Linked DNA regions of Homo sapiens: all the other regions are linked to region 4. The links are chromatin loops, found by intact Hi-C in ENCODE. Cell type or tissue: natural killer cell. All regions are shown on one strand. Each heading gives the region's core, and the rest is flanking DNA. Links, peaks and the distances in the headings are about the cores only.

Evidence for each region. Peaks named below come from ENCODE experiments on the same cell type or tissue, not always from the same donor. Only the 100,000 strongest peaks of a DNase experiment are listed, where the experiment ranks them.
Region 1: it touches region 4 in a loop (7-fold over the local background); 2 of 110 quality-filtered maps call a loop at or near these places.
Region 2: it touches region 4 in a loop (4-fold over the local background); 9 of 110 quality-filtered maps call a loop at or near these places.
Region 3: a loop joins it to region 4, with 5 times the contacts of the local background. A loop is called at or near these places in 3 of 110 quality-filtered maps.
Region 5: a loop joins it to region 4, with 2.4 times the contacts of the local background. A loop is called at or near these places in 4 of 110 quality-filtered maps.

What each region holds. Positions count from the first base shown.
Region 1 is chr2:144,656,293-144,662,575 of GRCh38, reverse strand. No RefSeq gene overlaps it. Among named protein-coding and RNA genes, the nearest start is that of TEX41, 8.5 kb to the left of the region's middle. In natural killer cell, for the core only: no CTCF peak of the experiment used is centred there; a DNase peak (open chromatin) is centred at 2,675; H3K27ac peaks cover 2,326 bases.
Region 2 is chr2:144,595,206-144,601,488 of GRCh38, reverse strand. No RefSeq gene overlaps it. Among named protein-coding and RNA genes, the nearest start is that of TEX41, 70 kb to the left of the region's middle. In natural killer cell, for the core only: no CTCF peak of the experiment used is centred there; DNase peaks (open chromatin) are centred at 3,118 and 5,058; H3K4me3 peaks cover 862 bases; H3K27ac peaks cover 4,977 bases.
Region 3 is chr2:144,181,324-144,187,606 of GRCh38, reverse strand. All of the region lies in intron 4 of QTMAN (queuosine-tRNA mannosyltransferase), which reads left to right. Among named protein-coding and RNA genes, the nearest start is that of QTMAN, 150 kb to the left of the region's middle. In natural killer cell, for the core only: no CTCF peak of the experiment used is centred there; a DNase peak (open chromatin) is centred at 3,656; H3K4me3 peaks cover 526 bases; H3K27ac peaks cover 1,147 bases.
Region 4 is chr2:144,507,420-144,513,620 of GRCh38, reverse strand. The region is part of intron 2 of ZEB2 (zinc finger E-box binding homeobox 2); the gene reads left to right. Among named protein-coding and RNA genes, the nearest start is that of ZEB2-AS1, 9.1 kb to the left of the region's middle. RefSeq lists enhancers at 2,617-2,666, 2,697-2,766, 2,414-3,329. In natural killer cell, for the core only: no CTCF peak of the experiment used is centred there; a DNase peak (open chromatin) is centred at 2,870; H3K4me3 peaks cover 1,476 bases; H3K27ac peaks cover 5,000 bases.
Region 5 is chr2:144,380,361-144,386,643 of GRCh38, reverse strand. It overlaps ZEB2 (zinc finger E-box binding homeobox 2), which reads left to right. Exons shown (of 10, transcript NM_014795.4): 10 at 1-2,563. Among named protein-coding and RNA genes, the nearest start is that of QTMAN, 51 kb to the right of the region's middle. In natural killer cell, for the core only: no CTCF peak of the experiment used is centred there; a DNase peak (open chromatin) is centred at 3,583; H3K27ac peaks cover 470 bases.

The sequences.
Region 1 (6,283 bases), core at 713-5,712, 150 kb before region 4:
TTAAAACACACACAGCTATCATTGGTCACTTCTGAAGAAGGCTGCAAAATAGGCTGAAACTGGAAATGAGGGGTTAAATCCAGTATTTAGCCTGGGTTTTACATACAGATAATATAATGAACATATATTTCCTCAGTGTAATCAAACAGGAAAAGTTTCTTCTAGAAATATTACAACTACTAGATTAAAAGGAATTATATTCATAGAATGAATATATTGTATTGCAGCCTCTAATGAATTAAGGGATCTGGACAATGATTAATAATGGCTACTGATACCACAAAAAAGAGACTATCAAGCATTGTTTGTCTCCTAATAGAATACATGACACATGTATGAAATATATTTGCCAAAAAAAACTCATTGAATCTAATCATACATTTAGATATCAATTTACAGGAAATAGAAAAGACTGAGGAACATATCAAAAGATAACACAGAAATTTAATCATCAAAATCAGAAAATTCACAGGAAAAAATGGCCTAGTTTCTTCACAAGAAAGAAAGAAAGAAAGAAAGAAAGAAAGAAAGAAAGAAAGAAAGAAAGAAAGATGGAAGGAAACCTGTAGAGTAAAAGAGACTTAAGACACATATTCCCCAATAGCTTTCTATGGACCTTATTAGGATCGAGATTCAGACAAATTTTTAAAAAAATATGTATATGAGGCAATTGGAGAAATTTAAACATTGACTTGCTAGTGAATACAATTAAAAATTTTTTGTTAATTTTTAGATGTTTTAACATTATTGCATTTGCCTTTTAAATTAAAAAGGCCCTTAATTTTAGAAATACCTTTGGAAATATTTGCAGATGAAATTGAACAAGATTTGTCTCAAAAGAATTTTGTTAAAACAAGATTAAATGAAGATACAGGTTAGACTAGATTGGCCATGAATTGATGGTTGACTCTTGATAGGAATGTAGAGATCCATCATACACTTCACTCTATTTTGGTATATTTTTGAAATATATATATAAATTTCAATAATAAATTCGAAAAAATTTATTACTAATATAATAGCAGTAAGTCTTTTAAACCACTTCCTTTCCCTGGCTCCTCTCGGCCTCCTCAGCTGTGGACTCTTGACCCTTTGTTAAGCCTAGCGTTCTCTTTTAAAGGCTCAATAGAAAATCAACCATCCAAGGATATCCTTCACCAGGAAAAAGGGATCATCTGAGCTCTGGGACTGCCCTTGCTTTGATTATCATCCCCTCTCTTTCTGGACAAGGTAGTTCCTAACCAAAATGTAGTTCGGCTGACTCTGAAATATGCTGGCAGAAGGCATATATTTCAATTCTGCCCTTAGGCAGCCTAAAAAGTGCACACCCTGCAAAACGATTAAGATCACTCCCTGTCACACTCCTTCCTCATTTTTCAACTTCACTTTTTATCATCCTGCATTTTGACATCAGGGACATTTACAATGATCAGCAAGGACACAGACATTCTCCATGGTAACTGTAAGTTTACTTGTTTATTTAGAAAAGTCCAGAGTCAATGGCATGCAAACTCAAACAGGGCCTTAGAGAGCACTAAGTTCAGTTCCCTCACTTCCCAGGGGTGGTAAGTTAGGCTCCAAAAGGTAAGGGGCTTGCCCAAAACACATACAAAAAGGAAGTGCCTGACCCGGGCACTCTAAAATCACAAACACAGCTTTCCTCTCCAATCTCTATACTCAAGAACAGAGGAGGACTCAGAACTATAATTGTGTGACTCACATCAGTCAGTGTCTCTGAAATATACAATCCTAAGCAATGTAGTTAAGCCTCCTAAGTCCACCTCCTCTCCCCTACCTGGGGAGATCAGCATTAATGATGAGCTGAGGTAAAAGAGCTTAGAGGCTTGAAGGGGCCACAAAGGGATTTGCAGTGCAGGGAGGGCCACATTCCTGAACTTTCTCCTCTCCTGGAAGGTGCCTGGTGTGCTTCGAACCTACAATGTCCATCGCTTCTTTTCCTTTGACCTTCTCTTAGTTCTTGCACAGTTTTCTTAACTTTATTCATAGTTTTAAAGAGTCTCGGGGTGTGGGGGGGTTACTAGCTCATATTTTAAACCCTCTCTTCCTACAACTTGACACTAAACAGATACAAAGATGAATAAAATTACCATCCTTAATTAGTGCTTTTGCCTCAGTCATTCCTAAGCTGAAGCCATTGGCTGACCACTAAAAATAATGTTTAAACAAGGTCTTCTGTGTTAATTTCCCATAAATGTATTTTAAAATGCTCCCATCCCATTCTATAAGTTTTATGGTTTTCAAAGAAAGCCATGTCCAAGAACAATAAGTCAGTTGCCCAAGGTCTCAGAGGTGTTGGGAACATAACCAAGAGCTAGCCCAGGGTCTAGCTGACCCCAAAGCCCATGCCTTCCAAGCAGCACAAGAGAGAGGAAGGCACCATCTAGGTGTCTTTCTTAGCTCCGAGGGAATAAAAGTCTTCCCAGGAAGGGACCAGCAGGACCTGAAGGCTGTTCTTTAAGTCCCCTTCAGGATCCCACGGTGAAAAGGTCAAAATACGTTCTGTGCTTTTCACAGATAGAGTTGTAAAATGGCTGTGGGAGAACAGCCTCGGAGTGAACCTGACATTGGGTGTGTGCAAGCGGTTCATGACTCTGCGGTTGAGTGTACATGAGTCACCCAGAACACCGCGAGGCTCCAACATAAACCATGTCCTCAGGCCTCACCCTCAGCCCCTGCCACAAGCTTATTCACACATGATGTGCTAGCCTGGCACCCAAAACCCCCAAATCATCCATGAGTCACAGCTCATTACGTGGAACACTGCAGGCTTGCTACCCTGATGTTGGGCCATGATTTGCTTAATTGAACCAAGAAAAGGAGCGTGGGAAGTGAGGGAGCCAAGCTGTTACCTATGCATTAAAGAATATGAAGCAGGACCAAAGGCACCACGAAGAAAACATTCCAAGTTTAGCGCTCTCTCAAGGAGTTCAAGAGCTTCAGAGCCAGACTGCTGAATTTTAAGCCCAGCTCGGCCCCTTAGCATCTGTATGATCTGGGGCATGTGATTTCTGCCTCAGCTTCCTCATCAGTGAAATGCAAGTAAAAGAGCATCTACCATACAGGGCTTACCCCTGTTAAAACAGTAACACCTAAAATGTGTATATAAATAAAGGCAGGTTGAGTATCCCTTATCCAAAATGCTTAGAACCAGAAGAGTTTCAGATTTTGGACCTTTTTTTTTTTTCCTTTATTGCATTATGCTGGTTCAGCATCCCTAATCCAAAAATTGAAAATCTGAAATGTTTCAATGAGCATTTCCTTTCAGTGTCCTATCAGTGCTCAAAAGTTTCAGAATCTGGAGCATTTCAGATTTCAGACATTCAAATTAGGGATACTCAATTGTACTACTATTAGTATGCCATCAGAATACTTTTACTTAAAACCTTCTATGTCATTGGTATATAAACCATGAAGTTGAACTCATCAACTCATTGCAACAAAGATGATCATGGAACTGTAATTGGAGAGCTTTGTTTATAACAAGCTTGCTCAATGATTGATATCTGGAGATGGAAAACAAAATAAGTGGGAAACTGGTAAACAATATAAACTTTAATATTATCTTCAGGGAGTTTAAAATTATAATCTTTAATAAGTGATCTTTTCATATCATTCTAACTTAGAACTATGTCTAGGTATCTTTTCTTTAACATTTAGGTACATGAGCTTATTTATCTTCTTGCTAAAGTTCAAAATCTAATTTCTAACACAGGTTACTTGCTGTAATAAACTCTACAAGCTTTAAAATGACAGGTTGAAAGATACGATTTTTTAGAGTTATGAATTAATAGCTATATATGTCAAAGACTTTGAAAGGGCCAACTTTTTCATATTTATAGATATATTATTGAAATGATAAAAAGTGAACTGTGGAAAGAGGAAAGAACTGAGAACCACATATAATGAATCAAACATACTTAACAAGACATGTACAGACACTTTGGTGTGCATCTCTTTTATTACGTTACATTAATCAAATACTGTTAAAGACATCCATCTGAGCAAAGTGTCATGATGATATTCTATAAAAACATTCTTTTGAAAAGAGTCTGTCCTGACAGCCATATCAACTATATTGTTTTAAGTGATTGTCAGACCCACACTTCTCAGAAATTAAGACAATTTATGTATGTGCCTCTTGAGTTCTCTCAGCCCCACTGAGGCTAGCTTTTTAAAAGAAAATAATGTACTTGGAGAAAATGCACAAAATCTGACTAAGGAGTCATAAGACTCTGGGTGCAAATAATTGAAAAAAATATTTTAGAAGCATAATATCAATTCATCTAGTTTTAAAGTTTTCACAAATTATAATAGGGAATTCTGCTTATTTCACAAAATAATTATCTGACCTTAAGAGGATTTTTCCTAACATCACATAAACCTGATGGCTTTACACAGTGATGATGAGCTATTATTTCATTTTCATCCTGATAAACTACATAAGAATTGCAATTTTTATATGCAATTATTCATAATGTATGTTTGGATTTCCCTGTTTAAATTCTATTAGAGTCCTACTTTATGAAAAATCTATCATTTAATATTCTATTTAATACTGAGATGAACATACATAAAAGCAAACAGATGAAGAAGATGAGTAATATCTCAGGATCTGTAGCCATCAGACTATGAGCAAATCATAATATATTATTATAAGTCCCTTCTGTTACAGTCAGATATTTCAGAAAAATAACAATAATGTATTAAAAACGGAACTTCTCTGGTCTTTAAATAGCACAAGTAATTCAACTGATAAATCTAGATAATACTTATAGCTCTCTATACCTATGGTTTGGTTTTGCCTTTTCTAAATTAAACTGGATTTTCAAACTATTTAGGTGCCACATTCATTTTACCCTGAGAAAAGATATGTCAAAGAACTTTATGGCTAGAAGTTTGTCTTAATTAGCATACAACTGAACAATCAAAGTCTAAAAACTGAAAGCCAGCAGCTGAATGTAACACTGATTTTAATATCCTTATTTTTAGAGAGAATTTATTATAAGAAATTGATGGCAGGTAGAAAGAGGATAAAGGTGTCCATACACTGCTTAATCATCTATACATAAAATTTATTTGGAAAGAAGGACAAATTTGGCCAGTTGCACCTTTGCCTTCATATAGATTCAATTTTCTCTGTCAGTTTGAGAGAACAGTTTTTGATTTTTCTACTACCTGCCTTCTGTGGTGGGGGAGGAGGGTTGAGGTGAGCCAACTAAGGAAAAACAAACAATTATGGACTGGGCATGGTGGCTCACACCTGTAATCCCAGCACTTTGGGAGGCTGAGGTGGGCAGATCACCTGAGGTCAGAAGTTCGAGACCAGTCTGACCAACATGGCAAAACCCCATCTCTACTAAAAATACAAAAATTAGCCGGGCATGGTGGCGAGCGCCTGTAATCCCAGCTACTTAGGAAGCTGAGGCAGGAGAATCGCTTGAACCTGGGAGGCGGAGGTTGCAATGAGCCAAGATCGCACCATTGCACTCCAGCCTGGATGACAAGAGTGAAACTCCGTCTCAAAAAAAGAAAAAAGAAAAAAAAAAAACTTTTCAGTTTGATGTAATGTAACTAGAAACCTCTCCTCTAAAATTGCTGTAATTGCATAGAAAGAAAATCTAAAGTGTAGCCATAATTATTTTTTAGAATGCTTTGAAGCCACCTTAGAAATTTGGCCCTCTTACTGGAAGACATCTATTCTTTTTGTTCCAGTCCTTGGCACATGCAGAATGACCAACCTCACTTATTGCTGCCACTCCCATACAAACCTAAGAAATTTCCTTTATGCATGACTAACCCCTACTAACCTTCATCTGCTAAATGATTTCTTATCTGTATGTGAAAAAATAATAACCTGATTATTTAAAAAATTACTCTCATCATTTTGTCCAATAGACCAAGCCCAAAAATCAGAGGATGGCAAAGTTTTCCCTTCAGATTTTACATTGAGGAGCTAGATTTATTTTTCTCTATTTAAATTTTGAACATTTTTTTAAAAACTTATCGTCTAGTTGTGTTAGTGTTCCAGATGTCAAAATACGATTTTATTTGACGCTGTTTAAACTGAAAATGAGCTTTACAAAGAAGGCTTACTAACATTTCAAATAATTCTGGAAAAGCATAGGAGGGTTTGAATTCACATAAACATAAAATGTATTTATGATTTGGATTTTAACCAATGTAAAGTATGTATCTGAGTATTGAGTCCCATGACTGCAATCTATTCTTCTGTGTTATATGGAAGATGAATAAAAGACATAAC
Region 2 (6,283 bases), core at 814-5,813, 87 kb before region 4:
AGAATGTTACATTTGACACTGAACAGCACATGTTTCTAGTCTGTCCAGATATAACAGTATTATATCTGTTATATCTGATAACAGTATTATATCTGTTATATCTGATAACAGTATTATATCTGTTATATCTGATAACAGAAAGGGAAAAATATAAATATAGAGCTTATTTGTCAAGAATTTTGCCCATGAACATAATTGATAGGCAGCAAAGCATTAATAATCAGGGAGAACAGAGCTAAGAGAATGTTGGCGTTGTCTTCATTTCTGTTAATGCTTTTTTCAGATAAGCGAAATCTGATTGTTTTTATAATGTTTATAGCTATCATTAGGTGCATATTATATGTCAGGAAGTTAACATGTTTTTTACTTAATTGACACAATTGCCCTCCCTTATCCCCATTTTATGTGCAAGGAAATCAAGGTTCAGAAGAATAAAGTAACCTGTCCGCTGCCAAAAATCTTGTAAGTGGGAAAGCCTGGGTTCAGCTGAGGTCCAGACTCTAATGCCCATGCACTGTAGCTTACAAATGAAGGCAGTGAAGAGGGAAAGGCAGGGTTGTAGGAAAGAGGCTACCACTGCATGAGTAAACAAAATCTCAAAAGAGGCTGAAAAATTGGACTCAAAACACAAGCACAGAAAGAAAGATATGCCTTAAAAGGTGGAAATGTACTTCCCAGAGACAGAAGGAAAAACTACATTAAAAATTAAATAGCTGGGTGTGGTGGCATGCACCTGTGGTCCCAGCCACTTGGGAGGCTTAGGCAGGAAGATCGCTTGAGGCCTGGTATTTGAGACTGTAGTACACTAAGATCATTCCTGTGAATAGCCACTGCACTCCACCCTGGGCAACATAGCAAGACTCCATCAATAAAGAAAAGGAAGGAAGGGAGGGAGGGAGGAAAGGAAGGAAGGAGAGAAAAAGAAAGAAAGAAAAAAAGGAAAAAGAAAGAAGGAAAGAAAGATTAAATGGTTTTATATTTAAAAGTGACATTACAACTAAAATAATATTGGATGATCACCTAGAAGGTTGAAGTTTGCAGAGGTCTTTAAAGCTACTTACCTACATTGGACAGTATGCTAAAATTTTGCTAAAGAGTAGAATTTATTGCAACAGGTCTGTCTTGGACTTTAGCCAGCCACTTAGTTACTGATCTTATAATTAGTTGCACTCACTTTCCAGACAGCCCCACAGTGCAAGCCAGAAGCTCTGAGGACAGCATTCCTAAATCTATATAATACAGTCTTACAAGGTAATAATAATAGTAGCCACAATATGGTAAATGACAAGAGCTTTAGACAGAGAATCGAGTCCTAAATTCTAGCTGTAGATTTACTAACTAATCTTGTGAGCCTTAGAAATGCACTTAACTTCTTTGTGACCCATATTTCTAGTCTGTGTAGTAGGAATTCATTTACTCAACAAATATTCATTGAGTGCCTCTGATGTTGCACTCTATACTCAGTGTATCCACTCTCCTGGAACTGATATCCTACTAAGAGGTAGCAAAGCCAGAAAATCACAAAGGAAGCAAATCCACAAACAAAGTTTCAGAAAGTGATATGTAGAAAATAACACAGGAAAATGTGAGAGAATATGCAGCAAGGAGGTGCATTTTAAGCTTTTACCATATCAAGGTGAGAGATGATGGCTGGCTCTTGAAAATGAATTGGATAGATTCAAGATAGCAAGAAGATAAGATTGACTGATGACTAGATAGAGGGTGGTGAAGGTCATAAGAATCAAGCAGGAGTCCTGGGAGTTTTTCTTTTCAACAACTGTGTAGATGAGGGTGGCATTTCCTGACCTGATGAAAAATGCTAAAGAATGAGCCTGAGAGTCAGTAAACAAGAGTTCTGTTCGTTGGTTTTTAGATATTGCCCTACATAATCTCTGAGGTTGATTCCACTTGAAGAAACATTCCATGACTCTAGATTGTGACCACATAGGCATTTTGAGAGGTGAAATATGGTGTGAATTAAATTACATTCATGTCAATGAGTACCTGAAGCAGGATAGAAATGGTGGTCAAGAGGACCCAAGACATGTAAAAACTGTGTGAGTCCAGTTGGTAAAATTTATAAATGCAGTTGTCTAATTCACTGAATATAAAGATCAAGAGTAATAGTACAAAGAAGAAGGTTGTTGGTCTAGAGTGAAAGTCGTTGGAGACTAGCAATGGTGGTCTGGAGATCCATACATGATATGCAGATCATGGCATATACATCTATCTGGAAGACAGCATGGCAAAGCAAGAATGACAGGAACTACTCTCCGACACTCATTTGAGCAAGCGATCTTGCCTCTGACTCTTTATTCTCAAAGAATAAATGAGTTAGGAGACTAGAGGAGTATGCCTGGGTGGGTTTAGTGTGAAACCTGCCATTTTATTCGTGAGGGCTGGACTTATCACCTCATAAGTGTGAAAACAGGTGTGAAAAACCCCTCCTCATCCTCATTACTTCCAGTAAATGAATTCTTTTTTAAAAGCCTTCACTCACACAGTAAATGATTCTAAATATCTCGTAGTCGTTATTCCCCTGCCTATTCCTCACCTTCTTCAAAAGAACAGTCTAAAACTCTTGTGATCAGGAATGTGGTGTCACGATAAGTTTAGGGAAATATGGGGTTAATTGCTATGGAACACATTTTGATTTCACTTTTCTACAAGTGACTACACTCAAAAATACTCATTTTCCAGCATCTGCTTCATAGGAAGATGCTCCTGAAATGTTGTTAGGCAGGGTGGGGGACATGGCTGCCCCCTAAAAAGGAACCACATTGCTGGCATCATGGCCACTGGCATAGGACAGAGGACTACCTGTTACTGTTCCCATTTACAACCAGAACCAGACACAACCAAGGATCACTCAAAGTGTTACAAGTGAAAGCATTTCGTAAATTGTAGTGTAATCTGCAAACATAAGAAGTGATTATTATGTTCTTATTCAATCATGTAGAAATGGATGTTGGTTATAAGTGGGGAGAATTCCTACAGCTTTTTCATTCCTTAAGGCTGGATCACAAATGTACCATCACAACCAAAGCTAGTTTTAAACAATCTAAGCAATTACTGTTGCTGAGAAGAATGACGATTTGACATGTGTAGCGTCAATTTGACCATAATAGTTTCACTTCAGCACTAGGTATTTGACATTCATTAGTGCTGAAAAAAGTAAAGCGCGGTTTTATCACACCTTTTTACATTTGGTAAGTGATAGGTCCCACCCAATTAAAGTTCCATTTTATTTTAAATGATAGATTTTACCAAAAACACCTCACCTAAACCCCATCTCATCTATTTATGTCAAATTCTAACCTCCTCTTAAAAGTACAGAAGCAGATATATCCACTAAAATTGTTCCCTGCCATACTTGGCTTTGCAATACACTTATCTAATAAATTTTATACCCTTCTTTCCTACCCACAGAAAATATTGGCTTTGCTATTTGTTTTCCTCTCCTCCTAATACCATCCATTCTCTGGTTCTATTATTTCTAAGTTCATGTACTTACAGGTCTCCATTATGACAAGAAAATATATTATTCGGTCCTTTAATCCTTCCATCCTTAGTCATGTTTTAAAAATACTTCCTTCTCCTCCTCCCTCTGTCAGTAAAGTGAGAATATAAAAAAGACACACAGTACATACAACATATTTATAATGTAAAAACAATATTTAGCATAATTGGCTTTGTTTTAACTAATGTGCAGAGCATCTCTAAATGCATGTCCTCCTTTATGGGTTGCCGCTTTCACATGATTTTCCTTTGATGTGAGATTTTAAAGGCTAAGGACCCATTCTCCATTAAGCCTTTGGCGCTGGAATTCTCCCATCTAGGAAGCCGCTGTGTTGATGGCCCAATCATTGACTTTAGTATGTTGAGGAACCTTTTTACATACAGCTAATCATGTGCATTTTTAAGTCTTAATTTACAAATGCATCCAGATACATTGACATAAGGCCGATGCACACCATCCTGCCTCCCTGTCTACATCACTAATTTGACAGCATGAAAGTGTTAATGCTAATTTTATTTTGAATTTCCTAATTAAACATTTCTTTTATCCTGGACAGAAAGATTTATCATAGATTATTAGCAAATTACTCATCTTCTACTATTAGAAATAGTTTTAATGAGACCATACCTACTGGGAGGAAATAAGCAACTCATACCCACTCCAAGCACATGCAAATTGTTGCCATGTTTTCCAACTCGCAACTTCTAGAAGTCAAGTCTATACCAAGCCTAAAAAAGAAAAGCCCGCCGAATGCAGTGATCACGACATTCACATTAACAAGCATTCTAAATTCACTGTCTTCCAGGTCAGAGTTAACATAGTAATTTCCACTCAAAGGACACTGGTCATCAAATCCAACATCCTTTTATTTTATTCAAAATAAAAGGACAAAAATGAGATATAAACACAACTTAGAAAGTCTATGAGTTCATTTAAGAAGTGCTATTTAAGCTGTAAAGGATTTCCTGTCATTCTGGTTTTAAATAATTTTATAATATTCTTTTGTTCTTGGGTTACTCTATATCCAAATAATCATGTATGTAAATGACTCAATACAACAGTAGATGCCCTGACAATGTAAACATTATTGTTTATCCAGAAGCATTATATGTTCATGCAAAAAAAAAAAGTGGCATTAAAAGCTTGTGGTCAGATCAAAAAACCACAACTGTAATTGTTTATTTATATAACTTACCATTACTCTGTAGTGTAAGTTTACATTTTTTAAAAATTTCTAAACGCTGAGTTAGTCTTAGAAGAGTGAAAAATGCATGGTTCGCCTAAATGATTAAAGACAAACAACTTAGGTCTATGCATGCAGCAAAATGCTTTAATATGGAAATTATTCATTTTGCCCAGGCTTATAGTTTTCATTTTTATGCTGCCCTTGAAACTCCATGATAACAGGGCCATTCAGTGGAATTTCTGCATTTTTCTCTTCAGTTCAGGGCAGCTGGTTTCTTTCCTCTCGAAGCAGAAAGCTAAAGTATATTTATCACTCTAACAGTGACTCAAAACAAACAGGAAGTCTTCATCAGCCGGCTCCTGGGCATAGCTGATATTAGGTACTGGCAGAAAGGAAACAGAGACCTCATTCTCTGAGAGTCCGACAGAATGTACATGCAGATGCAGGCGATAACAAAGTTAGGGATGCTCCCAATGACCACCATGTTCTCCCAGGATTAAGTGCTCTTTGCAAGGCTCGCCAGCTTTCAGAGTCTGTGAAAATTCCTCAGGAGTTTTCCTTTCCATTGCAGTGTGAAAGAGAAGTTTGAACTGGATACCACGAGCCTTACAATCCTTGTGAACCTATGCGCCAAAGGAAACCTGGGAGGGAGCTATTCTGGGAGATTTGGCTTTGATCTGGTTGCTAGGAAAAAGCCCTGCTTTTGTCTGGAAGTATTCTGAATGGCTCCTTCAGTCAGAATGAGGCCTGCAGGTCACTGTCTGAATTAAGTGAAGAGGATTTTTTTTAACACTAAAAATGAAGTTGTCGCTGTATGCCATAATAAAGCTGGAGAGAGTAGATCGTGCTGCTGAGCAATGGTAACGGCTCTTTGCTACAACCTAAACTCCAAGGTATACTGTGAAAATCACTGAAGCGTGCTTGCAGATCAAATATATGCAAATATTGCTCAGTGGCACATATGTTCCTAGAGACCTTTGCCTTCACCTCCTTTTCAAATGAAACCTGTTTCAGATTCAAAGCCCACTTTGTTTTTATTAATACAAATGTTCACTATCAAACCATTTTTTTATCCTTACTAATAGAGAGGTTATACAACTCACACCTAACTTTTTTCAGCCAAACCAAACTCCAAATGGATTGCACTGCAAACTACTGATACTAATGCAAAAGTATTAGGCAATACACTTTGGGGGGTCCTTTCAATATTTTCTTTTTTATTTGTCAGCTAATCTCTTTGTTTATGGTAATGTATGTACCTTTGTATAAGGACTTTACAGCCATTATCTAATCTTCACAGATCCTGGTGAGGTAGAAAGGGAGCAAATCTTATCTCCGTTCTACAGATGAGGAAACAGAGATGAAGGAAGGTTGAGTAACAAGCTCACATTTTAAGTGGTGCATTCTGTCCAGATGAAAAAAACAAAAAAAAAAGACAGTATGGCACGGGCTTTGTTTTTCCAGGAGTGAGGCTAGATTTTCACCTACCACCCATCTGTTCACCAGTCCCCTTAATGACCGGCATTTCCCAGTGACTGCACACTTTCCACACAATCTGTTGAGAAAACACGCAGCAA
Region 3 (6,283 bases), core at 561-5,560, 330 kb after region 4:
GCTGTAAGATATTTTATCTTCAGTTTGTCAATAAGGCAATTGTTAGGGTTTGAGTTTGTACCCATCAAAACTCATGTTGAAATTAGATCCCCAATGTGGTAGCGTGGAAAGTGGGCCTCAGTGGGAGGTGTTTAGGTCATGGGGCTGGATGGCTCATGAGTAGCTTGGTGCCATATTGGAGTAAGTGAGTTCTGGCTCTCGCAAGACTGGATTAGTTCCTGTGGAAATGAATTAGTTTTGGAAAGAGCAGGTTGTTAAAAGGCCAGGATGCTTCTTCGGTTTTATTTCTTCACTCGTGTCTGATTCTTCTTTGACCTCAGCCATGTTATGTCACCAGAAGCCAGGGCCATGCCCTTATATTTTCTAGCTTGCAGAACCATGAGCTAAATAAACTTCTGTTCTTTAAAAATTATTCAGTCTCAGGTATTCTGTTACAGCAACAAAAAACAGACAAGACAACCACAAAGTGGTATCAGTGACTTGACAATAATCACGTAGATGATTGTCCACAGAGTAGTATGAATAAGGTGTTATTTGTCTGCTATTATATAATATTTTCTGTGATGTCACTTTGTTTTTTCTTATTAAGATTAAGCATCTTAAGATATTAATACCTGACACTAAGATGACATGACAAATATTAACACAGTTATGGCTTTAGAGTTATTCTAATCAAACTGCTGTCATTTTGCAGCTGAGGAAAGGGAGGTCTTGAGAGGTTAAGTGAGTTACTGAAAAGGAGAGTTAGGTGATGACATTTCTGGGTGGATTTTGAGTGTTTGGTATTGAATTCTATAACATGAACCTAATGTGGCAAATTTGATATTACCTAGAGGACACTGAAGAAAATCAATAACAGGTTTGAAAATAAATACTGAAAGAATTTGAAATAATTTAAACACAAAAGTAAAGGATGACTAAATTAATAATATTTTTCTCTTACCACTGAAGGCAAATAGAAACAGGCTCAATCATCAAGCAGATTCTGCTTTGTTTTTCAGCTAGAAAGTGTGACAGTGGGACTGTTGAGAATTGTCATGGAGAATTTGAAGAGGAATGAACTCTTATCCAAAACAAAACGAAAATAAAACCCACATACATCTATGTATTAGTTTTGTCTTACCTGGAAATTTCAAATTTTAAAAAACCCATTAGTTTGCATATTTATTTCCAGTCTACATTATTACTTCCTCCTCAGAATGCAAATCTAATTTACAGGGAGGGACTTCCACCCTCTACAACATAATCTCTGAAATCTTTGAACTTGTGGCTCTTCAGTGCCTGATTTTTATATCTGTTTCTCTTATAAAACAGGGCATGATGTAACTAATGGCTTTCAAATCTCTGACCTTCAGATTGTAGCATAATATTCCTACCTCAGACTTCCTATAGATGGATTAAGGTGTGTACCTCTAATAGGATCCTTGATATCTTTCAAGAGATGAAGGCAGAAGGAGAAACTCAGTATTCCTAGTAGATATATTGACCCATACTCTTCTGGGCATTGTCCTGGCTTCAGTTACCTGATGGACTGTCTAGCTGTAAATGAATACCATGTCTCAACTGATCTGAATCATCCTGTTGGGTAGCTTCTGCACTGACTTTTCTTCATTTGCCAGTTGCTCTGTTATTATACAGGCAAACATACATTGCCTGCCTGCCATTTGTGTACGACTTTATAATCTTTTCTACAAACTATCTTTCCTATGTCTATAGCTTTCCTTTTTGACAAATTTAAGCAATTTCTGCTCATTGATTTTTGTTTTATTTTGTTTAAAAATAATCTAACTTCTTTTCTCCTACAGACTTTTACAAGCTATCTAAAAACAAAACAGAAAACAGCTAACTCCTGCTTGCTAGTGGCTGTACATCCAATTGCCTTCCTTGGCTTGGAAAGGAAGACAGTTGTCACTCAGAAAGTCCTGTTGCATCTCGTCAGAAATTCTTAACCAGCCCTTGTTTAAAATTTCAAGGCAGTAGCTCTCGAGACTTCAAAGAAGATTATGGTTACTAGTACTCTTTCTGGTTATCAAACATGGTAATCTTTGCCTATATTTAGGATAAATTAAGGAAGAAGTAGACGTTGATGAATTAATATGGGCCAATTCAAAATAACAAGTGCATCAGCTTTCCAGCTGGTGCGTCCAATGGAACGTTAGAGAACCTCTGCATTACTGAAATCTACTTCTTAGAGGGTAGCATTGAGTTGCTGTTAAAATCATAACTAACTAAGAGTTATGCAGACCCACAGTAGATGACTGTGAAACATAGGAGAACAGATCCTTGTATGGCCTAATGTAGTTACCCTCAGTGTTGCCATTTAGTAGCTATAAGGTTTTGGAGAAATTGCTTAACTTTTCTGAGCTTCAGTTTTCTTGTCTTTTAAAATGGGACTAATAATACCTACCTTACAGTATTATTGTGAAGGTGAAGTTAATCCAAATGAGATAATATATTTTTGGAGCCTGACATAGTGGCTGGCACAATGTGAGTGCCTCATAAATAGTGCAATATTTTTTCTGTTTGTATAGCACTGTGTAATTTTCTCACATACCGTATCATTTGATCTTTCAAATTAAGAAGTGGTCAGGAAAGATGGTAAGAGTTTGGTAATAGCACCTTTTTTACAGTTGAAAAAGCTAAGTTTCAGAGTGGTAAGTCCCGTATCATATAGCTATTTACGGTTAGGTTTTCTGATTCCTCATCTAGAGCATTAGACTTTTCCCTCCTTTATTTAAACTCTTATTTTTAAAATTTACTTATTTAAGCTTCTAACTATATAGGTATATGGAGTTATACCTATATAGGGAGCCAGTGCTTTAATAGAATTCCTGATGCCCTCATCCCTGTATGCAAATGAAATAACAGATACTTAAAGGGCTTTGGAAAATAATTTTAAGTGCTAAGGAAACATAAAATTGAATGATTTTTTTGGTTAATTTATTATATTTAGTCCCTTCTGTAATTGGTAGTAAATTGGAAGCATCTAAAAAAAATCATTTCCAAAAAGGAAAAGAAATACTTCCTATAGCCATTTTTCCACTCTCATTACTGTATTAACCGTGTTCAAATATTCTTTTAATAGAAAATTCCATATTGTTTCTAAGCCTTTTGTTGAAGAATTCCTAAGCATTATAGCTCCTTATTTTTTTGTTGGAGGAACTAATTTTATTAACGTGGCAATGAAACTGACACTTAAGGAATTATGAGCAAATATTGTAGCATTTGCTAGATTATCTTTCTTTTAAGCTCTCTAAAAGAAAATATTTCTCATAATTGTTAACACTTGTAGAAAATCTTGTGAAAAAAATAGATGGAAAGTATTCCACTCTTCTGCCATACCTGGCTATTAAAAAAAGAAGGATTGGCCCACTTATATTCAGTATAGTGCATGTTTGACTTGCTCTACCTCCATGTACTTCCCTCAGTGTAAAGAACTTAGGCAGGTGTTATTAATAAAAAAAAATAATAAAAAACTCCTATTTTAAATAAGGATGCTATTCTCCCAGCTTTGAAGCTCACACATACTCTCTAACTTATCCCAGCTTTTGCTCATCTGGTCTTTAAATGTCTCCTTTCATGTGGTCAGCCCACGAGCCGTGCGTATTGCCGCTCAATCACGCCACTGTACGTAGCCATCATGAGGGTGGTTTGCATGATTTGCATTTCCTGTACTGTTTGAGCTTCAATGAGCTCTAAGCGCCACGTATGAGGAAACCACTGCCAAGTAATGCAATGATTTTAGTCAAACCAGATGAGTGTGTGCTAGAGTCAGGCTACCAAGTTGGTTGGGGGTGGGGAGGTGTTGTTAGGATATCCTGTTAAAAAAGGATTCTTCAAGATGTCCGCACATGCAGGATGTGAATTCCTTAACAAATCTGGCCATGTAATGTAAGAAAGTTACATTTGGGAAGATAAGACTAAAAGGCTAGATGAATAACCGTGTATATGTTGCTCTTAAAAAATTCAGCCCTATAGATTTTAGTATGATGCTTTAATGTGATTATTTATTGTGACAATAATAGATTTTGATGACATTAAATTTCTAGCCATATAGAATGAAATTTAGTCAGAATTAAATTAAATACATTGATTACATGTCCCCTTGTCCTGTAAAAGAAAGCTTGTATTTTATTAAAAAATGATTGATGAAAACTGTTGGACAAGTATTACAGAAATGGCATAGTAGTGGGCCAATGAATAGCTACTAAAGTGGAGAAGGAAAAAAAACATGTACCAGATACTAGTCTTCATGAAAAACATAGACAGATGGGGAGACAGACCTATATGATGCCACAAATAGATGAATATCTTGTAAGGATTTCAAACAAATGTTGAAAGATCCAGTGAAATTTTAAAAGTTGGTTTAAAAGTATATCTTATGCTTATAAACATAGTGTATTTATTCTGCTCACCTGAAACCCAACCTCTAAATTGTTAATAAAATATTGTATCAATATTAACCAAAAAGAGTGTAGGCTGAAACTATATCTAAACTCAGAAATATTAAAATGAATCTCACTAATAAGAGGGACTAATTTTTCTTAGGCTTCTTAGACTCAGATATGATATTATAATGCTTACAAGAAAACCTTCTATAGAAATCTTTTAAAGTATTGCTTAATAATTGTTTCAAATATTTCCTGTTCTTATGTATGGACAATTGAAGAATATTCTCTTTTCTCATATTTTATATATATATATAATATATATATATATAAAATATATATATAATATATATATATTATATATAAAATATATATATAATATATATATATTATATATATAATATATATATTATATATATAATATATATATATAATGTACCTGATAACTTGCTGTGGATGCTACTCAATAGTCTTTAGTACTAGTTCACCTGATTACAGCCTACTAACTAATCAGTGCCTATCAGGCATGCCCTGCAGCACTTTTAAGGTATTCCTTTTTTTTTTTTTTTTTTTTTGAGACGGAGTCTCACTGTGTTGTCCAGCCTGGAGTGCAATGGTGCGATCTTGGCTCACTGCAAACTCCGCCTCCCTGGTTCAAGTGATTCTCCTGCCTCAGCCTCCCAAGTAGGTGGGATTACAGATGTGCACCGCCATGCCTGACTAATTTCTTTTGTATTTTTAGTAGAGACAGAGTTTCACCATGTTGGCCAGGCTGGTCTTGTACTCTTGACCTCAGATGATCCACACACTTCGGCCTCCCAAAGTGCTGGGATTACAGGCTTGAGCCACAATGCCCGTCCACTTCTAAGGTATTCTAAAGAGGAAGCTTTTAAGTCACACATACCTACTGAGGAAATTGTTCTATAATTATCTATTTTAAGAAAAGGTAGACAATTTATATGGATTAAAAAACTATGTATTATTATATCTACACTAAAATGGTTTTGCATGTTGAATGTACCATGTAGTCAATTTAAGTCTGAGAATATTTTTCATTGTGCTGTGGACTGAAATGTTAAAGGCCAGTTTTTACTTTTTTTTTATTCTCTTTTATTTCCTAGTTTCCACTTTTAACATTTATTGAATTTTAATGTATGACTTAACCCTTACATAATGCTAAGTTTGGCACTTTTGGGTTGTTGCTAGCTTATCTGCCATGGGAGATCTTGGGCCACAGAGCGCTTTTTTCAGAGTCTGAATTTGAAGGAGGGCATATTTGACCCACAGAGCTCTTCATGTGTTTAATTGGATATGTTCACTAATGCTATTAGAATGTTGCATTTTAAATAATGTAATGTCATAACTGTCACATAAGTTATTTTTTATTTATTGATTGATTTTTATTTTTGAGATAGGGTGTCACTCTGTTGCCCAGGCTAGAGTGCAGTGGCATGATCTAAGCTCACTGCGGCCTCCATCTCCCGGGCTCAACTGATCCTCCTTCCTCAGCCTCCCAAGAAGCTGACACTACAGGCATGCACCACCACACCCAGCTCATTTTTGTATTTTTAGCGGAGATGAAGTTTCACCATGTTGCCCAGGTTCTCGAACTCCTGGGCTCAAAGTGATTCACACACCTCAGTATTTCAAAGTGCTGAGATTACAGGCATGAGACACCATGCCTGGCCAAGTTATTAAAATTATTATTTCTTACCAGTTAAATTAGTTTTAAGAACATTGAGCTTATTAGTGATCTTAGTTTTATGTAAATACATTTGAATAATGAATAATATTGTACCAACTTTTCTTTGAACATTTTTCTTGGTTACTTAGTTCCTAAAAAACTAGTATTTGAATCTAAAACTAAATTGTATTTTTAGATGCTTAATCCCGTG
Region 4 (6,201 bases), core at 1-5,000:
CCCATCCCGCCACCTTCCAGCATCAGCCTCTGAAAAATCTCACAGAGACATGCACGTTGTAGCAAAAATCAAATCCGGAAACTGCTTGTTTCAGAGAAAGAAATGAAGTTGTCTTTTAAAGAAAAACTGAATTAGGAGGAGAGAAAAGGGAAATAGGAGAAGAAAGGAAAAGTTAAATTTGATTTTTCTCCAGAGTTTCCACTAAAGGGTTGGGGACAGTGTGAAGGAGAAGGGGAGCTTTTTACAAATGCCTTTGGTCTCTGAACTTCAGTGGCAAAGAACAGGGATCAAGTTGAATGTTCTCAGGGCTTTGGATCCTAGAGGAGAAACAATCAGAAGAGCAGAAATGGTTATCCCTGTTTAAAATAAGCCCTCACTCTTTACCACTTCCTTAAAGGAGTGGAGGTGCTGGTAGTGATGGTTAGAGGCAATGAGGGACGGAGAAGTTGCTCCCGTTTCAGAGATGCTTAAATGAAAAGGAAAGAAAATGCAGTCAACCCCTTCTCCAGGAGGTGCCTCCTAGCTCTCCTCCCTGAGAGGTGAAGTTGGGATGGGGCAACGAGAGTCATACACACTTAGACAAGGAAGTTTCCTTCGGATCACTGTCAGTCCAGACTTGGTTATCTTTGCAAAGTGTGGAAATCTTTGGCAAGTAGCTTTCTTCGTAAAGTTGATGAGCTTCTAGGGAGCCTGTTTTGCTGACTTTCAAAGCACTGGGGCAGGTTGTGTGGCAGGTACCAGTTCTGAGGGCGCTCCAAAGATATCCATCTCCATCCTTTTTTCTCTGTGGAGATCTTCTGCAAGTTTTGTCACGCTGCACACACACAAGGCTGGGGGCTATGTATCTAGGCTGATCTATTTGTTTTATTTTGGTCTGGAAAAACTAAGCCAATTGGGGTAGAAACATGCTTTCCTTCGTAGCAGAGCCAGTAGGCTGCTGGTGTCCATAGAGTGACAGTCCACCAGGACTAAGGGTGGGCTGAGGATTTTAAACTTTACATTGTTTCTCTGTTACCAGATACAAATAAATTCACGTCTTCCACCATTTGTTTTCAAATAGGGTAAAACCAAGATTAAAGTTCCCTGCTCAACTGCTATGTCATAGGTTTCAGTGTTTCCCTTCCTTCTTAATTTGCTTAAAGAAAATTCCAAGAGGTTATTAAAGACCTTGATGCCATATTAAGAATATTTCCTGGGAAAAATGTATGTCTACCCTGAAGGTAGGAAAGGAGGGCGTTGCTAGCCTCTAGCAGTGCCGCGTTTATTCTAAGATGTGGGAGATTCTTTTCCTTGCAACAGTTTTTGTCATCTGCATTCTTCCAAGGCTTTTAAGGTGCATTTTCTTCTGTGTGAAAGGAAATTCTTTGTCCTTTTCCTCTCAGCACCGTGGCTTCCCAAGGTAGACACTATTTTGTGCCTGTCACAGAGAGAGGGAGTGCAGGTTTGCAATGCTCACAGACAATTGATTGTCTGCCCTAATGTGTTTCATTTACATGTTTATAACGTCAATGGTGCTGGGGTGTCCACTGTACCATTCATTCCCGCATTCCCACAAGGGGGCAATTGTCTGAATGGCCAAGTCAGACACCTTTTTGATTGCTCTTTGGTTGTCTTTTCAGAGCAAAGAGATAAAGGAGGAAAATCTGTGATGCAGAAACACTAGTTGAAAATATACAGAATTAAATGTCACCACAAAAGCAGATGTTAACATAAGCCCAAATATGCTTTTTAGCCAAGATGTGAAGGTTGAAAAAAATAATTCAGAGCAGAGGGAAGGATGATTTAAACCAATAAATATAGCCCTATTCCCCCTCTTTACTTCTTTTCTGTCTTTAGCAATCAGAAGATGAAATGTAATTTTCCTTTTCATTTTTAAGCCTTGAAACATCCAGGCACCTCCTCATTATTTGTATGTTTGCTGTGATTTGTGAATTTTGTATATATTTACATAGCTCTGTTTATGCCAACAGCATCAGCTTACCACTTGGAAAATCTATTGAATGACTATTTGGGCTGTGGGGAGGGTAAACTTTTAAAAAGTAAGATCCAAGTATTTCTTCATCAAGCAGTTTTTAAAAGGAAAACGATAATAATCAGTAGGCTCCATGGAAGCCTTTGCCTTAATAGCTATGTGCCAAATACTTTTATCTTGTGTGACAGTCATGTCAGAGTGAAATCTCTCAGGAAAAGTGTAACTAGTAGTTACAAAGTAAATAAAGGATTTCATTTTAAGGTGTTCTGTAGTGTTTTTATGCTGTGTATGTGCATGTGTGTGTTTTGTCTTGTGTTTCCTCTGAGGAGGTAAGAAGAAAAGCCATCCATGCGTGTATCTTTTGGCTTTTCTCTTCTTTCCGTTCTCTCCTACATATTATGCATATATGTAGCCCACATGAATACACCTGTTTAAAAGAAAATCACAGTTCAGATGGTGCCTTGCTGGTTCATTTAGGAAACAACAGTTATTAGAAGTTGGTCTGATTTCGCGTGTGGTCCATGAAGACAGAAAATACCAACTCTTGTGTCATCTGGTGGGAGGCAAATGGGGGAAAAACTTTTATAATTTTGTAGTAAATTAGAGAGGGGAAAAAAACTGCCAGTCTGTGAAAAGATTTTTGCCTCTCCGGGAAGACACACACACACCCAGTAGCTGCACCGTTAGCTGAACCCCTGACACGGCGGTCTTTTGAATGCCTTAGGTATGATTTCACTTTCGCTCACATCAATGCTGACCTGAATGCCTTTCATATCTGATCCGCTGTGTCTCTCCCAGTAAACATCCCCTGAGGGGAGAACAAAGAAAGGAGCTCTTCTTCTTCTTAATCACAATTCAGCCCTTTCACCGCCGGCAGGCTCCATTTGCATTCTGCCACAGAAAGCCAAGATGAAAAGAAAGAGAGAGAGAAAGAGAGAGAGAGAGAGAGAGAGAGAGAGAGGCACAGGGTAGTAGCTGAGTAAAATAACTTAGGTGTTTGTGGCTGTTTGTTGGGCTTCCCCTAGTTACCAGCCTTATATAGCTGATGCTCCACCAGGCCCTGTCCCTCCTGACAGGCATATAGTGTTACAAGATGGCATGTCTGTACTATTCATGGCCACCCGCTCAACACTTGAGGTAAAAAGTGTCAGGAGGGGATCGAATTCTCCCCCAGAAGCCTGTTAGATTTGGGGTCAGGTGTGTGGACTTCCCGCCCTTAAGTGCTGCCTACGATTTGGCTTTAATAAGTCTGATTGTTTACCAGCGGACCAGAGAGGTGAGGGCCCTGGGGGTGGGAGGGACGGGCGAGCTGGAGACTGGGCCCCTGGTCTGGTTTCAGTGACGGGTCCTCACACCCAGCCTGAACACACTGATAAATCCTCAGGAAAACTGGAAAAGACTTTCCCATTTTTCCCCCTGACTTTTTATGATAATTCATATTTTCAAATGAAAGGGGAAAAAAGCCAAGAAGAAACTCTCAAATGAGCCAAAAAGGAAAAAAAAAATTCTCTGAAAAGAATTTTAGGGGGAAAAGTTGTGCTATTTTAAAAAGCTTTGAGGGCTGTAAAGTGCCACGTTTTTCACACCTTCTCCATACTTTTTTTTCAGATTTTTTTAGTATGTTTAACATTTGTGAGATGACAGCCTTTTTGTATCTCAAACTGGATGCTTCAGGATTTGTAGGGGAGGGGTTGGTGGTATTCACGTTCTCTTGTGAGAGAAAGTTTGTGCCTAAAGGCCTCCTTCCTGGGAACTGTTTAAACCCTCGCAGGCAGACCTGTCAGGTTTTACTGTGTTATTTGCCACCATTTTCAACATGCAAAAGTAACATGCAGTTAATGGTATTGGAATGAGACCACAGCAAGAGCAGAAACCTCTCGTGACAACTTTTCAGCGACATTATCTTGCTCCTAGACTGTCTTGTCTTTTTCTTCCCCTTTCTGAAACCACTTTTGAGATACCAATAATTTTCTCCCAACAATTAGATTAAGGATACAATGCGCTCACACACATGCACCACACACACACACATTCACACACACAAACACACACACAAACTTTGGAAGTGCAATCTCTTCCAACAGCAGAGTGAATGATTTGAAACGGGGGCTTTTCCAATAACCCTTGTGGAAGATTTCACTTATAAGAGCAAAACTAACGGATATATTAGAAGTTGTGCGAACATGTGACACAGATTCCTGATTTTTTTTTCTTTTTCCCAGAAGATTTACAGAATTTACAAAAAGAGATTATCCCTACACCTTCCACCCCTCCTATCCACCCCCATGACCCAAGCAATGAAGGATTTAGGCAGATTTACTTCAGTAAACACCTTTGGACACTTGCGGGGAAAGTGGGAGTCTGTTTGCAAAAGGAGGCTTTTGTTAAGTGAGGTACGGGGATAATGCTTTACCAGGCAGCTGTGATATTAACCTACCCAGCAATGCGGGAACACTCTTTAACTCTTTGAGTGCCTGGCCCCTTGCGCTCAGCAGATAAAATCCTGGCTCTCCAAAGACACTCAGAATTCTGGCTCTAGCAGTTTATTATTCAGACAAGTCTTATAGGCATGAAAACTGTTCAAGCTTTTAAAACAATGTGGTTTAATTAGATGAGGTGGACTTACATTGCTCATAAGCCCTCCAAATGGTGGTTTATAATTGGCAAGGGAAAAAAAAAAGATAGAAAAAAGGAATCAAGGCAGCACATTAAAAATTCCAGGAAATATCTTTAGAAAAGCTATTTTCATTTCTAGCTTTTAAAATATTAGACTACGGTAGCTAGAGGGAATGAAGCAGCTGGGGCCTCTCTCCTTCCTATAAAAGACACCAGAAGTTTGTGATGAAGAAAGGGGCTTCAACTTGAAAAGCTATGAGAGGCCAGTTCGGACAGTGATATGATCTCAGCCTTCGCATCTTTTCAAGGGGGAAGTACTGCCTATCTGTCCAAACCTGGGAGGTCATGTGAACCTCAGAGTCAGGGCCTCAGGCTGGCCGTTACCAACTTGAGACTTTCCAAAGCAAGCAGAGAGGCATTTATGAGGAAGGAGTTAATGGTTATTTTTTGCTGGGCACAAGAATAACTTTACAGGTGTTGCATTTGGGCTTAAATAAGATTGCCTTATTTAGTTTCGAAAAAGAGTGTAGGTGTCAACATTCGAGCAGCCACAAATGTGTGAGAAAGTAAAGGGTATGAGACATGACGGAATTAAAGGTGTTTGCTATGTTGTTACACCGTGTGTCAGGCTGCAAGCTCCCTTTGTCACAGCCTCCTGGTGATTTGACAGCGCAGATCTACTTCCCTTCTAGGTGAGACAGCATTTTTAAACTTGAGTTATAAATATGGTACACCCTTCGAGTTGCACCCTGCCTCCCAGATCCGTGAATCCTATTTGAAAGCATCTTGCCCTGAGACACAATGAACAAACGCCCGTATACAAGGAGGCTGTGGGCTCGGGGGCCCGGGCAGCGCCAGCATCACAGTAGCTGGCATTGACTGTTGTTTGGCAAGAAGGTCCTCTGCCAAATCATCCAATAATTAAGTTTTATGTTATTTGTATGAACGACCAAGCATGCAGTATTCCTTTTCAAATCAAAGGGAGGCTTAAAATTACTTTTTGAACACTTTCAGACCATGGTCAGGTCACAGTTTGGGGGCTGAATTAAAATGATCTCATTCATGATCTAATTGAGGTTGGCAAAACCTTAGCAGTAGCAGGAGTACATAAATATAAATCAAAGACCAAAATTTAGCAAATCATATCATTTGCTAGAAATCTGCTCATGAATTATTCTCCGATTGCCAACCCAGAAGTTAAACTTTGTCTCCCCTCAGCAACAGTAACTGCGCATATTTTTTCAGGCTTCTGACAGGAAAGTTAGAGGATCTGAAAAGAGAAAGGAGAAGGAAGATGATCACTGTGTCATCAGATATGGTACATTTGTGACCCAAGAAACTATGAGAGCTGATAAAGCCATGTACGTTTACAGTGGCTGCTGCAGCCTTGGTTAGAAATTAATATGGGTTTCTAAAAACCAGACTTTGGAAGAGCAGGCAGCACAGACACATTAAGAGTGTAAGGGGAGCAAACGTTTCAAGAAGGGTCTGATTGTACTTTGCTTTCATTTTTTCAATTGAGGAATGTAATCATCATAATGATTCATGATTATTTACAAATTTAGTTCTATCACTGAGCTGGGTCCAGGGATTGAGATTTGAAGTAGTGGTTA
Region 5 (6,283 bases), core at 594-5,593, 130 kb after region 4:
CAATCCACAAGAGATAGGACCAACAAACAATGAATGTGCAACCTAACTCTTTCTCCTTGGAAAGAAGAAAGTGTGCACGAAGTAGAGGAGGGTGGGCAGACCCTGCCTTGCCCCTCCTGTTACCCCCTTCTCTGTCATTTGTTCCTAACTCCATTTCATAGGCAGGCTCAGAATACCTGAGTCTGAAAATATCAGGATAACACTTGTGAATTGTGACAATCACTACAATGTCCCATATCTGAGGAGTTTTTTTTAATGCTATTTATCCGCTGGACACGATTGCACATTAGGGCTGCATAATCCTCTAACTCTAGGGAAAAATAAAAACTTTTGATTTGTCTTAAGATTCTTCTCCAAGGTCGCAAACAAGAAATTCCCCTCCACAACCAAGAGATGTGCATTTTAGTAACATCAGATGTGTTCTTCTGTTTTATCAACTACTTACTCTTCCCACACGCTTAGTTCTAAATCTAACCTTTCCCCCCTCGAATAGGGGGCAGGGGAGGATGAGGAAACACTGGAACAACTGAACACCCCTGCCCATTTTCTCCAAGAGCCTTTTGTATTCTAGCATATCTGTGCAATCTTTTCTTTTTTCTTCACATGACACTGTAAGCTTAGGCCTGAAATAACTGGGAAGAGAGATGCGTATCAGAATTTCTCCGCAAGAGCTAAACAAAACATACATCTTCCTTAGCATGAATTGGACTGGGGGCGGAGTGGGAGGGCTTGGAGGAAAGGGGAAAGAAGGGACTATATTTGAATAAATATGAATAAATGTATTAGATACTTTTCACAATCAGATAACTTTTAAAAAGGTCATTTTTTATCTTTCTAATAATGTAAGCCTTAATAAAAGCAAATCTTAGTCACAAATTTGAGGAGACTGCCCAATAATAAGTTTACATGTATTTGAACTGAAAAATTGTTAACCATGCTTTTGCTCCAAGATGTGTGAGGCCATTCAGGGGCTGTAGGGCCCTGGATATACACACAAACAAGTGTGTGTATATCTGGAGCCCCACACATTGTAATAAACACAGCTGCATTTATTTGACTATGTGATCCCATGTACATGTAAAAACATTCAAACAAACACACTCAGCGGATTTATTTATTGTGCAATGGGGCAATTATTCAAATAAACATGCTCAATGCAATTATTTGAATCTCACATTGCATGTTCATCAATCATAGCACTAAAAAAAGAGGGGGAAAAAACACCAAAGAATTCACATGGGGAAAAAATATATATATGAAAACCACCTTATTATAGATTTTATAGGGCAGCTGAGGTTATGGCTCCCTTCTTAACTGTAACTCAACTATTCTGTATTCAATGACATTTGTTTCTAATGATTAATTGGTTCACTCACTTGATCATATAATAGCAAACTTTATAAACCTGTATTGTGTAGAGATGTGAAATCTCTATATTTCAAGAGCAGAAGAGTTCTTTCTAGACACCTTACATCAAGGGACACTGGTCCAATTATTATCGCTTATATAAGCACTCCTATAAATTCTGAAAAATTTTATACATGCAACAAAACATTCCTACATTTGAAGACATTAAGAAAAATCACAGGTGACTCATCTGATCATTCTATATATTAATAAATATTATGACATATATGTGAACACATCACAAATCATATTGGTGTACCAAGAGGCAATTTATGCCTCTCTTAAGTATGTACTGACATAACCTAATATACTAAAATGGGAAGGGGCTTTTAGTCACTGAAATATGCATCGTGTAACAAAGATGAAGAAAATACATGGCTTGTGCCCATCATAAAAAAAGATTCAGACTGAAGGCTTAGCTTTGGTTTTTTCAATTAAATTGTTAAACTGTGCACAGTGATTTTTTTTTAGAACTTGAGACATTTGTGATGTTGGCTGTTTAAATCTTTGTTACCTTCGCTGTGAATTGAAATTGTACATATTTAGTAAATCATGCAGACAAAACAAACTTTTTAGACAATATTTTTATTGGAGAGTTTTCTTTTCCTGTATCCATGTTAAAAAAAAAAAAGACCTCCTTTCCCAAAATAAAAATGTCAATACTAAATTTAAAGAAGTATAAAGGAATGATTGCTTCCTTTAGAGCAAAATATTTAAATAAACATGGAGATAATTGGCAACATGTTCTTTTTGGGCTAGTAGGCTGTGTCCAATTTTTTGGGTCTGATGTTTCAGAGGGCCTCTGTTTCAGGGTTGAAGATGATATATTAATCTCGGAATTAAACAAATGCTATTAAATAACAGAAATAAATCCTTCAGTCTTCATTTGTATCTGAAATGTGGAATTAGTCAGAGAAATGGCACCGAGATAATATGATGCTGAATATGCCACAAGCTAAAACTTTCTCTATTAAACGAGTCGCCTACTACCTATAATCTAGCATGACATGTTAAAATGCTCCAAAATACTGAAAATAGAAAATGAACACTACTGTTCCGATTTGGTCTTGAGATTAATATGACAAAGATTCTAATAATTTTAGTCAAAGAAAATGATGAGTAAAAAATACATGAAGATTAAAGTGATGACAAATGATCTTTTAAGTATTCTAATTGGTCTTTCTCATTCATAGCTTTGATTCCACAGAAATTGCAAATCCTGATTATCCTGATTTGTAAGTGCACCCAGTCAGCTTTCTCTCTTTCACTCCATGGAATATGCCTGTTAGATTTGGAACGAAGGATAAGCCCCCAAAATGTTAAAAATAGACTACTGCCCTGGCAGGAAATTTAGCATTGGCAAGCACAGAACTCAGAAGGAATTGATCTAACATAAGGAAACATTCAGAGAAAGATTTGTGCATTATGATCCTGTTCTGACCATTTTCAGAGCAGTCAAAGGGAAGTAAAGTGTATGTGGGTGTGCGCATGTGTGCGTGTGTGCAGGTTTGCTAAGTTTGTGTGTGTACATTTGAATAGCTGTGTTTCTTAAAAAAAATACTCAAGACATGGAAAAAGTCTGAAAAGAAGTGCTTTTCAGACATTTTACATTTTGTTATCTTACATCGAAGACATTTAAAATGTTGATACTGGAAAAATAAAAGGTTCCGAAGACAGCCTCACCAAAAAAAAACTATATAATTTATAAGATATGCCAACAACAAAATTGAGAAAATATTAAATTATCTTTACTCATTTTATGGGAAACTTAGATTTTAGTTAATGACCTTTCCTTAAACATGAAAAAATCACGTTTATTCATTCCTAAAACGGTATTATTATAGGGGGAAGAAGTACGGTTATACCCATTCTAGTTTTGTTTAAGAAAAGAGAAATACAGCCTTCAAATTACTTGAAAAAAATGTGGATGAATAAAAGAATGTAAATTTAGAAAGGAAACTCAAGAACAACCCTATGCTCACCGAAAACATTACGGTATATTTAGTGACCACAAGCAACCCAGACCTTGGTTTTTACATCTCTTCTGAAAGACACCACTTCCAACACAAACAACATTTCCCAACCCTGTAGTGCAGACCAGGATTGGTGCAGACATAAAGGGAGAACACCAACTATTGAATAACCCTCAACCACTTCCTGAGTCCTGAAACATTCTGTGGAGGTCTACCACTTCATTATTGAACATGCTTAGAAAGTGTGAGCTCATAGGTTTCCGGTTGAAGGTACATCTAAGCAAGAGGGGAAAAAGAGAAGTACTAACCACCCTGCCCAACTTGCTTTAACCCTTAACACACTAGTACTGGAGAGAAAAGTAGGCTTAGAAATAATCAGCCAAACACCCAAGTAGAGCCTTTTCTTTCCCTTTTCTGCAGAGTAAAGTGCTTTTGTATTATCAAAGACAATTCCATGACAAGGGAAGTTTCACTCACTTTAAAATAAATGTGGATGGAACCATCCACAAAATCTTCTGAGAACAAGAGTTCTAACCACAAGAGCTGCTTAATATGTACTTCCTTGACCTTTTAAATGAAAATCAGAATAATGATTTGTACAAAAACTTTCCCAGGAATTGTCATGGCCCCTCATGTCAGATACCTTCATTTACGAACTGGCCTGTGTTAACTCCTTTATGGCTTGACCAAATTATAACACACTTCGCGTCTACCTTAAAATTGTCAAAACTCATGTTCTCATTCTTCAGTAAAATTTTCATGTGAGTTTAGTAAGAAGAAAATCTTTATGTTTGTAACTTTTGGAAAAATAAAAGCAGTTAATTATTAATCTACTACCTGCATTTTATAGATGAGGAAACTGAAGTCTACAGATCCTTGAGACCACATAGGCTGTTTGTTTCCGTCCCACAATGGTCTCTAGAAAACAGTTAAGCATAGATTGTCAGAATCTCAGTCTTCTGCATCATTGTTTAGTGTTCTTTCCAACATGTCACAGTAAAACTCTTCTTCAAATGGCTATGGAAACATTAGAAGGAATGAGTTAGTTTCTCTACTTCCTACAAGAAGTTCGTTCTGGTCTACAAGAACTCTTCCATGCAAGAGTGCAATGAAAATAATCTACTTTAGAAACCCTTTGTTAACTCTAAGATGTCACATCATCATCTCAGGACTATTAATCGCTTGTGGGCTAGAGTCTGTTTTAACTAAGAGCCAGAGACATGCTCAGTTTTGAAAAATGCTCTTTAAAAATTACTAACTGCTGTTGCTACATGTTACCCACTCATTATGTTGAAGACTCTTGACAGTGCTCATGGCCATTGGAGAGTGGTGGCTCCATCCAACCTCTCTACCCACAGTTTTCAGCCTGAGCCCACTTTATGAGTCCTCAGTACCATTCTTTCTCTGCTCATGACCTTTCTGAACCCTGAATGCACTGAATGATCCTGACGTGGTCTGAGGAGGAAACAAGGCAGCAGGTGTACACAGTAAGAGGAGCAGTAGGAATTCATAAATCTGCAATGGGAAAATTGGAACAGACAGAAACAGACCAAAAGGTTAGAGTGTGAAGGAATCTTAGATGCTCTCTCATCCAAAGCCCTGGCTTTTCAAATTCTGGTGTTCTGAGGAAATAAAACCCTAGATCACTCCATAGTTACTGGCAGAGCTGGGACCAGAAGCCAGATCTCCAGTTATGGCATAGATGTTTTTATTGCTTCTATTGATACTTCTACTACTTGTATGATGCTTTCATTTTATTATATTTAGTGGGCCTACAAATAATACTAATAAATAACAATAGTTGCAACATCAATAATAGTTCAATGTACTGAGTACCTAGCGTGTGTAAGGCACAATACTAGGTACTATGGGCTACCCAAAAATGAACATGGCAGGATTACTGACCTCAGGCTTCTTACAATCTGGCAGAGGCAGACATACACAAATAAGGATAATACCAAGTTCCAAGTGCCTTAGGAAGGGACTAATGTGGAAGTCTCAACCATGTTCCCTTCTGTACCCTGCTGCTTCCTCTATTTAAACACAAAATGACACCTTTCTCTCAATAATATGTATATTAGTGAGTGATACTATATGAGAAGCACTTTGCATGTCCTGGGGATACAGCGGTGAATAGACAATATCCTCACCTTCAGGGATGTACATTCTAGTGGGGAAAGTAGAAAACAGAACCATTTTATGGATCACTTCAGATAGTGCTGTTTTGTTGCAGGTAAAAGAAGGTGATGTGATTGTAAATGAGATGGAAGTAGCGGACAGTCAGCTGGGGGTGGGTGCAGATCCACAAAAGCCCTTGAGGGCAGTGGTGATTGACTTGAGCCTGAAGGTTGTAAAGAGGTCAGCCATGGGAAGATTGTGCAGTGAGAGTTCCAGAAGAAGAAACAGCAGGTGCAAATACATGAGGCTGGAATGAGTTTGGCTTTTTTGGAGAATAAAAAGAAGGCCAGCCTAACAAAGCATGGTAGACAAGGGAGAAGGGTGGAAGATGATGTCAGAGAAGTAGAGAAAACAGTTCCCAGGTCATGGGAAGGGTTTATAGTGTGATCTAGTACTTAGGACCAACTCCACGGAATTCAGAGGATCTGGAGGAATAGAACCTCTTAGGTCCTTTGATCCAATGTCATGTTTCCATAGGCGAGAAAACAGTTTATAAATCTATGAGGTTCGCTCCGTGGGAGCCCGAGGCCTCCTGAGTTATTCTTCTCAGTGACTTGTCCAGAAATGAGCACAGCAACCTGTTTGTGGCCTATTCATAATTACCTCCCCTATAAAAAGAACAGTAACATGACATTCTATGCCCTTCTGATTTTAGAATGAGAGGAATCTCATTTTTCAGACTCACGCAAGACCACCTGCCTTGTGTCTGGTCACAGGCAGATCCG